Regions from separate parts of the Homo sapiens genome. Here region 2 is linked to region 1. Evidence: read pairs that join two places in POLR2A ChIA-PET (ENCODE). Cell type or tissue: Panc1. All regions are shown on one strand. Links, peaks and the distances in the headings refer to the core of each region. The heading gives the core; the rest is flanking DNA.

Region 1 (8,231 bases), core at 1,938-5,937:
TGTCAAATATAACATTAAGTGAAAGTTAACATGAATTTTGAAAATTATTAGCTTTTATAATTTATGTTGAATATGATTTTGCAGTTGAAATGCTGTATTTGAAATGTGAAATATAGTTGGTTGTATGAGTTCATATTTTAAAATGAATATACTGATTAACTGACATTTTAGCCCAGAACATTAGACATTATTTTTTACAAATTATTCTAAACCCCTATATATTAAAATATAGATTTGCATGAATTAGCAAAAGCGTTTGTATTTTTTTTTAATTTTTCTTCAAAATTAGACAATGGGTGATATATACAAAAGGCTTCACAGGTAATGTGTAACTTTAAAAGCTTCCTCAAAAAACGGGCTTCACATACTCCTTTTCCCTAAAATTTCATCTTTTACTTTAAAAACTCAGTTTAAACAATGTCAACTGATATATTCCTTTAAACTACTTCAAAAATGGCTATTTCTTAATGTGATATTAAATTTCAATTTTCTGTTTCCACAAGATACAAGAGGGTGTGGTCACAAAATAAATCATTTCATAGGAGTGATTAATGCTCTTTTACCAAGCTTTGTAGCTTTTTATTTTAGCATAATGTCCCACTTCTTCTAATTTTTAAGTTTGCCAACTGCAAAGTTCAGTGAGCATTGTAACTGTGATATGTAAAATATTAATCACTGGCCTATTTCTGTGGGAAATAACCCCAAATATCACCAAGCACATTGTTGACTTCTGAATATGAATTCAATCAACATGGATAAAGCATCTTAAACTAGTGCTCTGTACCATTTGTCATTTTAAATGAACACTTGTCCTGTTCATTTGAAATCTCACAGGAATAATTACACCTACACTCATTATGCTAGAGCATATTAAAATAGCATTCATTTGGTACCTACTCACAACATTTAAATGAAATTTTAAGACACTGGGCTGAAATTAATTTTGTATGCTAGGAAGTTTTATCATACAAAAATACACTTTATCTCAAATAATAAGCTTGAAATACTCAAATGAGAAAAGCCCTTTAGCATATTAACTTTGCACTACAGAGGAACAATTTCCATAGTTATTTCTTCAAAAGGAAAACACAATTTTCTTTTATATCAAAACAATGCAAACTTGATGGTTCTTAATTCTACATTTTCTATTAATAGTTTACAAACTTAAAAATTAAACTAAGTACACAATTGAAAGATTTTTTTTCTTACAAAGAACACGTTATACGTCATTTAAATTGCCAAATATCAAATAGTTTATTCTATTTCACTTTCTAGGGAAAAAAACCAACTGCTCCAAAAGAATGTGTTTTTCTCCCATTCTGGAAATCAACATGCAGTCTGAATCTAACATTACAGTGCGAGATGACATTGATGACATCAACACCAATATGTACCAACCACTATCATATCCGTTAAGCTTTCAAGTGTCTCTCACCGGATTTCTTATGTTAGAAATTGTGTTGGGACTTGGCAGCAACCTCACTGTATTGGTACTTTACTGCATGAAATCCAACTTAATCAACTCTGTCAGTAACATTATTACAATGAATCTTCATGTACTTGATGTAATAATTTGTGTGGGATGTATTCCTCTAACTATAGTTATCCTTCTGCTTTCACTGGAGAGTAACACTGCTCTCATTTGCTGTTTCCATGAGGCTTGTGTATCTTTTGCAAGTGTCTCAACAGCAATCAACGTTTTTGCTATCACTTTGGACAGATATGACATCTCTGTAAAACCTGCAAACCGAATTCTGACAATGGGCAGAGCTGTAATGTTAATGATATCCATTTGGATTTTTTCTTTTTTCTCTTTCCTGATTCCTTTTATTGAGGTAAATTTTTTCAGTCTTCAAAGTGGAAATACCTGGGAAAACAAGACACTTTTATGTGTCAGTACAAATGAATACTACACTGAACTGGGAATGTATTATCACCTGTTAGTACAGATCCCAATATTCTTTTTCACTGTTGTAGTAATGTTAATCACATACACCAAAATACTTCAGGCTCTTAATATTCGAATAGGCACAAGATTTTCAACAGGGCAGAAGAAGAAAGCAAGAAAGAAAAAGACAATTTCTCTAACCACACAACATGAGGCTACAGACATGTCACAAAGCAGTGGTGGGAGAAATGTAGTCTTTGGTGTAAGAACTTCAGTTTCTGTAATAATTGCCCTCCGGCGAGCTGTGAAACGACACCGTGAACGACGAGAAAGACAAAAGAGAGTCTTCAGGATGTCTTTATTGATTATTTCTACATTTCTTCTCTGCTGGACACCAATTTCTGTTTTAAATACCACCATTTTATGTTTAGGCCCAAGTGACCTTTTAGTAAAATTAAGATTGTGTTTTTTAGTCATGGCTTATGGAACAACTATATTTCACCCTCTATTATATGCATTCACTAGACAAAAATTTCAAAAGGTCTTGAAAAGTAAAATGAAAAAGCGAGTTGTTTCTATAGTAGAAGCTGATCCCCTGCCTAATAATGCTGTAATACACAACTCTTGGATAGATCCTAAAAGAAACAAAAAAATTACCTTTGAAGATAGTGAAATAAGAGAAAAATGTTTAGTGCCTCAGGTTGTCACAGACTAGAGAAAAGTCTCAGTTTCACCAAATCCACATTCAAATGAGTTTTAAATTTAAATTGTAAAAACTGATATTACTGCCAAATATAAGAAAAATATTTTAAGTATTGGTTATGTTGTAAATTTTCAATGTGAATGTCAATTAGATAGGTCATATATATTCAATTTCTTCATTACTTAATGTATTTGTTGCATGGCAGTTTGTTAAAGTACTATCATGTGTATATTTTGTCAATATTATGTCCAACAGAAAATATTCATGTAAGTCATATTTTTTAAGGAATAAATACATAGCCTTAAAACAGTGTATAACTTTAAAATGTAACTGACATAGGTATCCTTGCTTTATTTTTTAAGTTAAAATGCATTGTTTCTAAGCCACAAACTACAGATATATTTAGATTACAACTGGAGTAGCATTTTAATCTAAAAACCAAAATTATGGGCTCAAAACAATCCAGTATTTTCCATACCACTATGCTATGTTTCCTGGTATAGTGTATTTGCTATATTTGATGCATCACAAATAATTAAGTACGTATGAAGCTTTATTCTTTTAAATGTAAAAAATCATAGAATTTATCAAAATTTTAAAATTAATGAACCAAAAAAACCTCTGTATACACACCAAAATAGAGAAACTTTAAAATTCATGCTTACTAGGAAAAAAAAGATTGATTTTCTAAGTTCAAGGACAGTATGCCTATAATATACAAATGAAATGAAACTAAAGGGAAGGAAGAATACTAAAACACCAGCCTCTTTCTTCCTTCCTCACTTTGCTTAAGTCTAAGCCAAATGCTCTGGATTAATATAGTGCAATGATTTTAAAAAAAAAAAAAAAAAAAAAAAGAACAGTACATCAAAATAAGCTGACTTCCTAACTTTATTCAACTCAGCTCTTTTGTATAATAGAAAGTTAACTACCCAAATCTGAATACCAGGAATGAAAAAAAAAAGACTTTAAATCATTATAGAAAAGTCTAACAAAGCCTCTAATATTAGATACATACAACTTTAGGGTAATACACTTTATACAATGTTCCCACCAAATCATAGCTCCCAAGTAATTCAAAATGAGTTGTTTTATTTCCACACTGAAATCACTAAGGTAACAATAAGTCTTGTCACTTTTCTACCGTACCATCACTTAATTTAACTTTAGGCATTTTTCTCTCCCACCCTCAATTCATGTGGGAAAATCATGAAATTACTAACCCTAACTACAGATTACAAGAATTGGGAACCTCATATCAAACAAATATTTTCCAATTGTTATAATGTAATAATCTATCGATAAGTGTCAATATCACTATCAGAAATTTAGCAATAAGTTATTTAAAATAGGAAAATACTGCATTGTAATTGGTCAGCTGAACAACTTTTATTCTATTTTCTGAAACTGTATCCACTAAACCAAGTAGCAATTCATTTTTAAAGAAAATATTAAATGTCTAAAAATTCAATAATATATCACTTTTATATAAATAAATGAGATTTATCCAGTCTAGTTTACTGAATACCCTAATCCTTGGAGAAATGAATACCATGCAGTAGCTTGAACTCACTAAGGTTACATGACAAATTAAATAGTAATTTACTTCTGATAATAATGTTAACATAATGTCAAATCTTGGCAAAAGCCCAATTTCCTTCTGTCTTATTTTCTACTGTTTTTTGGAATTTAAAAAAATGCTTCAATTTGACAAAATGTAGCATAAGCAAGTAAGATATTTTTTGAAACCCCAAAGAGAAATTAACACTTCAGGCACAAAAGGATTAAGAAAATTTTCGTTTAGTAAATACATTTGGCACAGACCAGCTCCTAATCTTCTTTTATTTTTTACCCCAGGAAATAAAACAAGCTCATTAATATCTTCATTTAAGAATTTAAAAAATGAATTTTATAATTGGACTCCCAAGCATAAATTAAAATTTTAATATCTAGTTTTATAATCTCAATAAAAATTAGACTATTTTTAGAACCTTCATATTAAGAAAAACTCCCTTGTGTTTTAAATATTTTTACTCTTCAGGTTTATAACTATGCCAAAGAACTCAGTATAAAAAAGAGATTTCTAATATATTTGTCTAAACTGCTTTCATGCCTTCTTGTCCTCTGTAATAAGAAATTAAATAAGAAATAAATGGTAAATATTATATTGCCCTTTAAACTGCTATCATTTCTATACTTGACACTGAAGCAGACATTTAACAAGCATTGTTGACCATCCGTAATGATCTTTCAGGTATACAAAAGTGCATCAACTGATTTACGACAAAGAAAACTCATACCTATCAGAAAACTTCTAACAGCTTTTTAATGTGCTAAGTAGTATATAATATGTAAACCAAAATAATATGTGTTAAAAATTTAGCTTCAAGAACAAGTCACAACTATGTTTCCAACTACTGACCTCAGCTTAAATGTGAGAATGAGAAGCTTAGACAACTTTTTGTATTAAACATCTGTTCTATGAAAAGACGAAATATTTCTATTTTCTTTACGTTGGTCTTCATTACAATGTGTGAATTTTTCACTTTATTTCAAATAATTTTGCTCAAAAAAGCATTAAGGCTAATTCTTCCTGTTAGAATGAAAAAATTAAAAATGCAAAAGCAATAGAGGCAACAATAAACTCAATATGGGACCTTTCTTCAGACTAAATTTTTCTATCCATATATCATAAATCATAGGCATAGATATCAATTTCTACATAGTTAATTGGGTCAGTTCTTCCAAAGGATAAGAAGCCCTTAGTAGCCCTTAGTAGGGCTTATTCCGCATAGTATTTTAAATACCAACCAAAGATGAGCTCAACAAGATGTGGTAAATTTTATTTGCTTTGTTTTGTGTGTTAATTTAAGGGAGCTGTTACTCTACCAACTACTACTGAACAAATGTTCAAACTTATTGTGAAGGTAGAATTATTTATAATTATATGTCTTTTAAAAGGGCCATTCATGATAATTCTGTACTTCTGACCCAAGTCAATTTTTAGTTGTATGTTCTATTCTTTCATCCTTTAACTAAAATAACAGTAGTCTCCCCTTATCCATGGTTTTACCTGCTGCAGTTTCAGTTACCCATGGTCAGTTAGCATGGTCAACTCTGTGGTCCAAAAATATTAAATGGAAAATTCCAGAAATAAACAATTTATAAGTTTTAAATTGTTATATTTAAACTTATTTATAAATTTATGTATAATTGTACTACTTTATTATTAGTTGTTGTTATAGCCTACTGTGCCTAATATATGAATTAAACTTTATCATAGTTATGTATGTATAGGAAAAAAACATAGTACATGATATACTATATATAGGGTTCAATACTATCCATAGTTTCAGACATCCTCTGGTGGTCTTGGGATGTATACCTGAAGATAAGGGGGGAACAAATGTGTAGCAAAATCTCAGTTCCTTGGGCATTAAAAACCAGATTCCTCATTGAACTGAAATTAGACTTAAGGGTCAAAAAATCTAAAATCATTAGAAAACAGGACCTTAGTAGGGCTTATTCCACATAGTATTTCAAGGCTACCTCCCAAAGTCAATAAAACTTTTAATTTTATTGCATTTCATGATTACACAATTAAGTAAGCTTTGTGATTCAATTAGCATTTAAAATCTTACAGAAAAGAGGCATTTTGGCAGATACTTTGAATTATATGAAAGAGTCATTACCCTCAAGAGCTTAAAATCTAGAGTCAAGGTATTAAAAAGTATGGCATTACCTAAAATCAGAGGTAGATGTGGTAAATACTATAAAAGAAGAATAAAGTTCTTAATAGACTTTAGAAGAAAGGGATCATGTTGAATTTAAGAACAGTAAAAAGAAAAACATTGCTGAATAAAGCTGCTGCAGCATATTCTGGAAGAGCAAATTGTTCTTTGGAAGAAAGGTAATACAGTAGCGAGAAGTTATCTAGAAAGTTAAATTTGGGTCATAAGACAGAAAGCCTTCTATCTTATGCTAGAAGAGGTATCTGAGCAGGGGAATTACAAGGTGAAAAAATGAGCTTCAAAAAAACAAATAAAGCAGCAATACACAGAATTGATGAGACACAGAAGATAGGAAGCTGCTGCCATCACCTTCATAGCTAGTGAAAGGCCTGGCAAAAAGTGATGGCACTAGCTTGACAAGGGAGTGTACAGATGTGACAGGCAACGTGAAGGCAGAGTCAATATTTACTAACTAGCTAGGAAAGAAAACTGGCATAAGAGACTGAAGAATTAAAAATGATGACCATAAGGAAGACCATAAGAAACAGATTACCCGCAATACTCAAATAACTATTTAATTATGCTTTGCATAAATTACATTGATAACACAGGCAAAAACAAAAAGAATATCTGGCAAGGCGGAAAACTCAATGAAGTAAAATAACATTAAATAATGTTCTAGTTATTAGAAGCTATTCAGAATGAAAATTTCGAATTGACGTTTTAAATTATCTATTTTATATATTTTTCAATTGGTTCATTCCATTTTTCCATTAAACACATATTTTCTAACAACTATTTTAACTATAAAAATACACAGTGAGAAAATACCAATGTATATGAAGTGAAACACACAAATGTCATCCTTTGCTTTTTTCCCTGAATAACTTATTATGGGCATCCATCCAACTCTTTATAAACATATCGTCCTCATTCTTTGTTAATGGCTACATAAAAACAGTTTTTAATTAAAATGTTTTAAAATAGCAACATTTCTAAAGGATAATAGTAATGAAAGGGCAAATAAAGCTTTTTCTGTCCATTTAAGTGGCTTCAAACTGTATTTCAAAATCATGTTAGAAAATTCACATTTTCAGTTTCAATTAAAAATTAAAATTTTTAATAGCCAAGTTACCTTTGGCAACTGAGAAGGTTATATTTCAGAATGACGGCAAGAAGCAATGGGAAAACCATAAAATAATGTATTTCTTTTATCCTTTTCACTAAATAAGATGAGAAATAAGAAAACTAAAGTAAACTTTGACCAACTATTTTCTTTGTATCTCAGATGAGCACTTGTATGTACTCATGAATGTAAGCCCCCACTCAGGGACTGCAGTGAACTCTAAGAAAGTTAAAAATGAGTTGACCAATAATAAATGTTAGAAATTTTAAAAGTTCAGATCATATCGTAAAAGAGAAAGTAAGGAGATAAAAGAACCCAGATGAGGCTGGAAAAAGACCTAAAATATTCAAAGATGCTAAGCTCTTAGAGAAATACGAATAGAATACAGAATTGTAGGTTAGAGCTCACAAAAGAAAACTAATTTGAAGATTGACTTTTTTCTAAAAAGCATTCGAAAAAGCAAAAGACACCCCCATTGACAGGCTGCACATACTAGAAATATAACAACAAACAATGCATCATAACAAGCAGAATAAATATTAAATATTACAATTTACAGATATTTAGAACAAAATGGCATTGAAATGTGGAAACAAATGGAAAAGTGGGCTTACCACTAATACAAAAGCCATAACTTTTAAGAAATACTCATTTTTTTCAGGACAAAAAGAGCCAAGTGAACGTAATCACAATAATATTTCTTCCCTTGCTCATATTAAAACAACATGTGAAAATAATCCTACGTGTCTCTCCCATTCTATTCATACATTTTCTACAGGCCTC
Region 2 (8,231 bases), core at 2,677-6,676, 100 kb before region 1:
TGTACCCCTAAAGCTACTGAAAAAAAGAGAAAAGAAATGCAGAGGTCATATTAAAAGAACCAGAGATTAAAATAATTTAAAAATAGAATAAAATGTAAAAAACATTAATCATTCAAAAATAACATAACTAACAACTGGCAAATGAGGATGGGGGGCGGGAAGGGAAAAGTATAAGTATGCCTATTTCCCACATTTAGTAGTAAAGACTCAACAGACTTAGTAACAAATGACTTCAATTTCTTATTTTTTTTAAATCTTTCATTCACTACTTTTAAATTTGGAGGTATCAATTAGGATCTAGTATTTCTTATGAAGAAGCATTAATTGGAAATTCATTAAGTCCTTGATGTCACATAAATTTCTAATTATTCTGTTGAATGAAAGTAAAATACTTTTTATTTTAAAAAGTATACTTCTAAAACTGGTGGGGCTAAACTATGGTGCTTAAGTTCACACATATGAATGATAAAACTATAAAAAGAAAAACACAGGAAGTTATCAATATAAAAGTGAGGATGACAATGGTTATATATGAGAGAGAGAGGGGCTGGTTGTGATTGGTACGGAGTACATAAACAGGTTTCTGGATCGCTGGTTTAGCCTAGGAAGTGTTCACCTTATAATAATTCATTAAGCTACATGTTTATGTTTTTCTTTAAGTTTTATAATAAAAAGGTATTTTTAAAAAGCATGTATCTTAAAATTCCATTTATGCCTCTCCATTTACCCTTCTATAACATATAATGCACAGATAAATGTATGGACTACTTTTCACTGTATAGTAACAACTACAGTATCTATCTGGGTGATGAAATTTGGATATTCTGTGTTGTCTACTTTGCTTCATCATCATCTTTCTTCACTGTTTGACTTTCTCAACATTTATGTTTTATTGTTAAATATTTCAGGCATACAAAAAAGCATATAGAATAATGTTATGAACACTAACCACCAAGCTTTAAGAAATACAACACTAAATAAAGTGAAGTTTCCTTGTACTCTCCTTTGCTGGTCTCATTTCCCTTGCTCTCTCAACAGATGTAATGGTATCGGGTTTTGTAGTTTGTTTTTAAGAGACAGAGTCTTGTTATGTTGCTGAGGCTGGATTCAAACTCCTAGGCTCAAGTGATCCTTCCACCTCAGCATCCCAAGTAGCTGGGATTAGAGGCATGTGTCACCATGCCCAGCACTGGTATCTTAAATTTGTTGATCATTATTCCAATGTGCGTATTTACACTGTTAGTACATATGTGCACATGCAAAAACAATTTAATATGGTCTGTCATATTCTTAGGCTTTAAATTGGTATCAGGCTGTATGTATGTATCTGTAACTTTTTCATGTGCTGTTTTTGACCATTATCTATACTGGGAAATTTGTTAATTTAAATGCTGTGTATTAATCCCCTTAATAAACTAGTTTATCCATTGCTTGTACTTTTTCACTATTTGTAAACAATGAGGTAACAAAAATTCTTTTTTTTTTTTTTTTTTTTGAGATGGAGTCTTGCTCTGTTGCCCAGGCTTGAGTGCAATGGCACTATTTCGGCTCACTGCAACCTCTCCCTCCCAGGTTCAAGCGATTCTCCTGCCTCAGCCTCCTGAATAGCTGGGATTACAGGCATGCGCCACCACGCCCGGCTAATTTTTCTGTATTTTTAGTAGAGAGGGGGTTTTACCATGTTGGCCAGGCTGGTCTCAAACTCTTGACCTCAAGTGATCTGCCCACCTCAGTCTCCCAAAGTGCTGGGATTACAGGCATGAGCCAACACGCCGGCCAGGTAACAAAAATTCTTACATATACATGCCAGATTTTCCTTGCAGTATATTCTTAGAAAGTATAACATCATAAGGTGAACACATTTTCCACCTTAGAGATAAAATTGATAAAATTGAGTAAAGTGAATTTTATTCTCCTTGCATAGTTTACAAGAGTTTCTGCTCTTGTCCAGAACTTAGTTCTGTCTTAGATTTTGCCAATCTGATGATTAATTTCTATTTCCTTAATAACTAGTTCATCCTCCAAAAAGAGGCTGAATATCTTCTCACATGCTTATTGAATGTGTTCTTCTGTGACCTGCCTATTCATATTCTTTATCCATTTTTTTCTCTTGGGTTGTTTACCTTTTTCTTATTGAGTTACAGGCTGTTTACTTTTTATACTTAAAATTGTATTATTTATATTTATATATGTGCGTGTGTGTATAATTTTTTTTCTCTTCTTAGGAAGTCTCAGATTGAAAATGAGATCATGCACCATCACACTCATGAATGCGACTGTCAATCTCCTGTGTAGTGGTTGTGTTAGATACTCAACAGCTGTGAGCCATTCACTCTCAGAAACACACACTGACAGAATCCTATTATTTTTAAAATTTTGAAATAATCTTACACTTATAAAAAAATTGTAAGTATTGTAAAAAAAAATTTTCCCTGAACCACCTGGAAGTTACTGACCTCATGCCCATCATTCTTGAATATTTTAATGTGTATTTCCAACAAACAAGGACATTCTCCTACATAACTTCAATATAAACAAGATCAGGAAACTAACATTAATACTGTCTATAAAACATTTTAAAATATAAAATAATTGGCTGGGCGCGGTGGCTCACGCCTGTAATCTCAGCACTTTGGGAGGCCGAGGTGGGCGGATCACCTGAGGTCAGGAGTTCGAGACCAGCCTGGCCAACATGATGAAACCCCGTCTCTACTAAAAATATAAAAATTAGCTGGGCATGGTGGTGGGCTTCTGTAATCCCAGCTATTCAGGAGGCTGAGACAGGCGAATTGCTTAAACCCAGGCACCAGAGGTTGCAGTGAGCTAAGATCGTGCAATTGCATTCTAGCTTGGGTGACCAGAAACTCCAGCTAAAAAAAAAAAAAAAAAAATTTATATATATATATATACACACACAATAATTGTGATTATGCTTTTAAAGAAAATAATAAAGAACTGATGCTTAAGGTTTCTGTGTTAAATCATGGTATCCACTTGTCAACACATGGTAATAAGGCAGCTTTTTTTAATTCTCTCAACAAAAGAGGCATACATTAGGATTGACAGCACATGAATAACTGCTTTCATTTTTTTCCCCATTCTTGACGACACAAGGGGGAATGAGATTAAACTGCTCCTGGAAATTTAAACATTATATCAAACTTTCTGAGAATAATTGCTGGGAAAAGCCAAGAGTAAAATCTCCTCTGGCAAGTTCTTTACAAAGATCTCTTTCTGGAATAGTTTCAATACAAACCTATTCAGAGGCTAGGCCTAACCTTTAAAAATCTCTTTAAGACCTAAGATTCTTTCATCTCTTTTTATCCAGTACAACTTAAAAGTTATATATATTCAGTATTACGTAAGGTCACATTTATATAGCAAATATAAAAATAATAGGCCAGGCATGGTGGCTCATGCCTGCAATCCCAACACTTTGGGAGGCCAAGGAAAGAGGATTGCTTGAGGCCAGGAGTTCAAGACCAACTGGGGCAACATAGCAAAACTCCATCTATATTTTTTTAAATAAAAAATTAACAATCTAAAAAAAATTAAAAATTAATAAATAGCCACTTTTTTTCCTATTAGCTATGGATCAGGAACTGTTATTAATTCAATATGAGTTATTCCATCAACCCTGTGATGGATCAGAGTGCCTTCAACAGAAAAATGGGAGGAGAAAAACCAGAAACATTAACTATAGATAACATTTTGGGAAATTTTCCTGAAGACTGAAGAAATAACATGCAGGTAGTAGAGCTGAAGAAAGAAATTAAGATATATTTATTTAATTGGTTTTAAGCAAAAGGAGATACAATAACACAACTATATGTGAAGGGAAAGAGATGCAAAGAAAGAAACATTGTCAACCTGGTAGAAAGAAGGCATCTGCTAAAGCAATACCTTGTAGTGATGGGATCTAATACAACTGCAGAGTGCTTGGTCTTTGCTGGGAGAAAGCATAGTTCATCCTTACCAACAGGAAGGAAGAATGAATATAAGGGGAGAAACAGAGAGATGGAGTGGCAGCAAGTAAGTAAGGATGGACATAATCTGTGGTCTTTTCTATCTTCTTTTACGGAGAACTGTGTGTATATGTAAATATCACCAGGTATGTCTTGGTAGGAAAAGGTTTACAGACTCCTAATGAAAGGCTACTCCTCTCTACCTTGAATTTACCATCCTTTAATAGTTTTCTTTAGACTTTACTACAGTTGTAATGTTGCCAAGGATTTTATCAGTTTCTATGTCCACAGTCAGTCATTATTTTTCCTGGGTACCAGAATTATCATAAAGAAAAGTCCAGAAAGCTAAAGTAGAGACGGCATTCCTTAAAAAATATTTTCTGTCTTTAAGAAGTACATGGGAGGATAAGGATTTTAGAAGAAAAATATGTTCCTTGCCTTTTTATTTTTTATTTTTTGCATCTGTTTCCTCTCAACCAAATGACGCTACAGTTTATGGATCTTTATCTAGAAGTTCTGAATATACCAGTTGGCCAGTTCAATTCACTGATTAGACAAAAAAGATATAAATAAATTCTGAAACATAATTTCTTCTCTCATTTTCTGTCTACTAAAAAATGAGTCATTAGATTGCTTTGAAACATGAGTGTTTCACATACTATTCAAAAGACTTCTCAGTTATAAATAAATAAAGAAGCTAAATATAAACCACATCCATACCTCTCACAGCTGACTGGGAAGGCTGAGTCAAAACTTTTATGTCTAATGCACTGTTGATATTTTCTTCTAAAGTAGCACAATATCCATCCACAACACTGGTAATAGTATCCTTCAAAGTTCCAAGATTATAGAAAACCTGAAGAGCTGTTCCGACTTGAGTTGGATTCTTAAAAAAAGGTGGGGTGGGGTGGAAACAGATATAAATAGGAAAACAAACAAAATCAACATAAATATACAACTTTAAGCAGGACTTCAGCAGTCCTATCATATTTAAATACTACCATATTTTAAAATTATCAAAGACAAGAAAAAACACATTTTGAAGTGAAGATTATTTTTAAACTTTATTTCATAAAATACAAAGTTAAATACTATGTATATTATTTTCCCCCTTACCATTTTTGTCCTCCTTTAAAAAATAACAAGAAGTTTGAAAGTCTGTTGTATAATATTCGAGCTTATTTAAAATCTACCACCAATCCCTATAAAAAGAACCATATTAGAAATAACATTTGTTATTTCTACATTTGTTTGACAATAAATTAATTCTGTGGAGTTGACTGAGAGCTGAACCATGCAGACTTATTCATTATATTTCACTGACCCATTAATTCATTCTAACTACAAATATTTATACAGTGCCTACTGTATCTGTCATAGCTCTGAGTGCTGGAAAAACAGTAGTGAAACAAAACCAATTAAGTTCCTGTCTTCATGGAACTTACATTTATTGAGAAATGTACAAAACATAAATAAAACAGAATAACGGGTAGTAACAAGTGCTATAAAAACGTGAAGTAGGGAATAAGAATAGAGTATGATGGGAATTATTATACAGAGATTAGTCAGAGAATGCACCTCTGAGGTAATATTTAAACAAAGACTTGAATATACTGAGGGAGTCAAAGGAAGATATGGGAAAATACAGATCGGGGCAGTGGTATTAGCAAAAGTGCTGAGATAGCAATGTGCTTAGTATGCTAGGGAAAGAGCAAGAAGGCCATGATGGAGCAGAGTGAAGCAGAGAGGCAGAAGATGAGGGAGGTATTGAAATATCATCAATGAGTGGATTATGTCCAGAGTGATATAAATGGGTTGTTGGATTTGTGGCTAAGTTAACGAACAAATTACCAAGCTAGAAGTTGAGACACTGACATATATTTTCAGGCCCAAATAACTCAAAATCCTCTCACGCATTAGTAAGTGTCTGTTATCAGAGACACATGGTTAAAATGTTAAATTATTTCATTAACCTATTTTCTATACTAAGTTTATTTTAGAAGGTTACCTCTGAAATCTATTGGTGTTATTTTAATAATAGTACATGCTGCAGACATACACATAAACTCACACACAGAGGCAAAGTAGACTCAGCTTAAAGAAAATAACAGGAAACATGGCTGGTGAATAACAATACTCATTTGAGTTTTTTCTTTTTAATTAAACAATAAAAAGAACCAAATGGATATTATTTCAAATTAAAATGTTCTAATAAAAAAGCTTAATTTAGTATGGTCATAATAGAGCTTAATTTTATGTTGTAAATTCTCTATTAACGTATGCCAACAAGGAAAATAAGCTATTTTATAAAAAATTATTAACTGAAAACAAGGGGTATAGCATTTGCTTTTACTTTCTCCCAAGACTGTTTTATCTTTAAACTTTTTAGTAGACACCAAAAATCAAAATGAGGCAGCTGTAAAGAAATTTCCCATGTCATTATTTAAGTGTATGTATAATCCAAGAAAGCACTACTGGAGCAACATCAAAGAATACTTTCACCTCATAAAACTAGAATACAGATATACTTTAAAACTATATTTATTGCCTTTACTATTATCAGAGGATCTGAAAAGCATAGCTTCTCCACACACAGTACAGTTTCAGTGTTATCAGCTGAATGTACGCTGTAAGATTTATGCATACAACAACTAAAAAACACTTAAATTTTTCACTTAAAACACCTAGCTAAAATAAACCACTCTTCAAAATTCTCCGCTCCAAAAATTACTAACTTCCAACTTCTCAAAACATGTTTGAAAAGGTTACTTCTGAAATCTATTGGCATTATTTTAACGTAATGGTGTATTATATTACAAATATAGCTCATCATTAAAGAAGTATATATTACAGCATTATTTATAATACAATTTACAATATTTATAATTCTAGAAGTAATTTTAAACTTGTCAATTAACATGTTCACTTTTTCAATTAATGGCATTCATATTTATAGCTTAACACATAGATTATGCCAGTAAAAAAACTGCAAAATAATTACCTGAAATAAAATTCTTTAAGTAACATACATACAGAGGAGTATGCTAATTATGTAAGCACAGCTTTATTATCACAAAGTGAACACACCTAGTTAACTATCACCTAGATCATGAAGCTAAGTATTATCAGCACCTTTGAATCTTGTGTAGCTCCCCAAACTGCACCTTTCCAAATATTATCACTATCATTACTTCTAACACCAAAAATTTATTCTGTTTTTGAATTTCACATAAATGGAATTATACAGTATGTATTATCTTGTGGCTTGTCCCTTTTACTCAACATATTTTTTTGTGAAATTCGTCCATGTTGTTGGATGCAGCAGTAGTTGATTCATTTCTTACTGCTGTGCAGTATTCCACTGTAGTAATTTGCTTTAGTTTATCCATCCTACTGTTGATAAATAATAGGCTTACTTCTACCTTTAGGTATTTTAATTTATGCCGCCATGAACATTCTGTACACCTCTATTAGTGAACATATATACATATGCATTTCTGTAGGCAAAAGTAGAATTGCTAAATCATATTAGTACACTTAGAGTTTGTAGATACTGCCAATTTTACAAAGCCATTGCAGCAATTTACACTCCCACCAGCGATATATGAAAACTGTGGATGCCCCACAAATTTGCCAAAAATTCAAATGATCATTCCTTTAATTCTGGCTATTATTTTGAGTGAGTACTATGATTTTAATTTGTATTTCTATGATGACTAAAAAACTGAATACTTCTTACATGGTAATTACCCATTTGGATATCTTCTTTTGTGAAGAACTTATTCATATTTTGGCCCATTTTTTTTAACTAGTTGTTTTTTGTCATTTACATATAAAGTTGTTTATATATTTTGGATACAACCACTTTGATAATTATATGTACTGCAAATATGTTCTCCCACTCTTAATCAAGTATTTTAAGGAAAAGAAATTCCTAATTTGAATGTAGCCCATTTTATTAATCTTACTCTCTACGGTTTAGTACTTTTGGTATTGTTTGATAAGTGTTCCCCACCCCACATTCATAAAGATATCTTTCATTCATAAAGTTATCCTCCTGAAACTCTATTGGTTTATCTTTCATGCTCAGAAATACAATTCACCTGGAATTAATTTCTATACAATGTGAAATAGGAGTCAAGATTAGTGTTTTTCTACATGAATACCCAATTGATCAAAAAAAGAGCAAATAAAAATCACCCGCACTCCCGAAAAGTCACCTTTGCAATAAACCAAGTTTCTAAATATGTGTGTGAGTTTCTGGAC

What was found. ChIA-PET counts read pairs that join two places held together with the same protein. Peaks named below come from ENCODE experiments on the same cell type or tissue, not always from the same donor. Only the 100,000 strongest peaks of a DNase experiment are listed, where the experiment ranks them.
Region 2: POLR2A ChIA-PET joins it to region 1 with 6 read pairs; 3 of 35 experiments call an interaction of 5 or more read pairs at or near these places.

Annotation. Positions count from the first base shown.
Region 1 is chr7:107,472,760-107,480,990 of GRCh38, forward strand. All of the region lies in intron 6 of COG5 (component of oligomeric golgi complex 5), which reads right to left. It overlaps GPR22 (G protein-coupled receptor 22), which reads left to right. Exons shown (of 3, transcript NM_005295.3): 3 at 1,276-2,925. The coding sequence starts at 1,302. The coding sequence ends at 2,603. Among named protein-coding and RNA genes, the nearest start is that of GPR22, 6.8 kb to the left of the region's middle. RefSeq lists a silencer at 6,611-6,811. In Panc1, for the core only: no CTCF peak of the experiment used is centred there; no DNase peak of the experiment used is centred there.
Region 2 is chr7:107,367,910-107,376,140 of GRCh38, forward strand. It overlaps COG5 (component of oligomeric golgi complex 5), which reads right to left. Exons shown (of 22, transcript NM_006348.5): 8 at 4,686-4,851. Among named protein-coding and RNA genes, the nearest start is that of GPR22, 98 kb to the right of the region's middle. In Panc1, for the core only: no CTCF peak of the experiment used is centred there; a DNase peak (open chromatin) is centred at 4,649.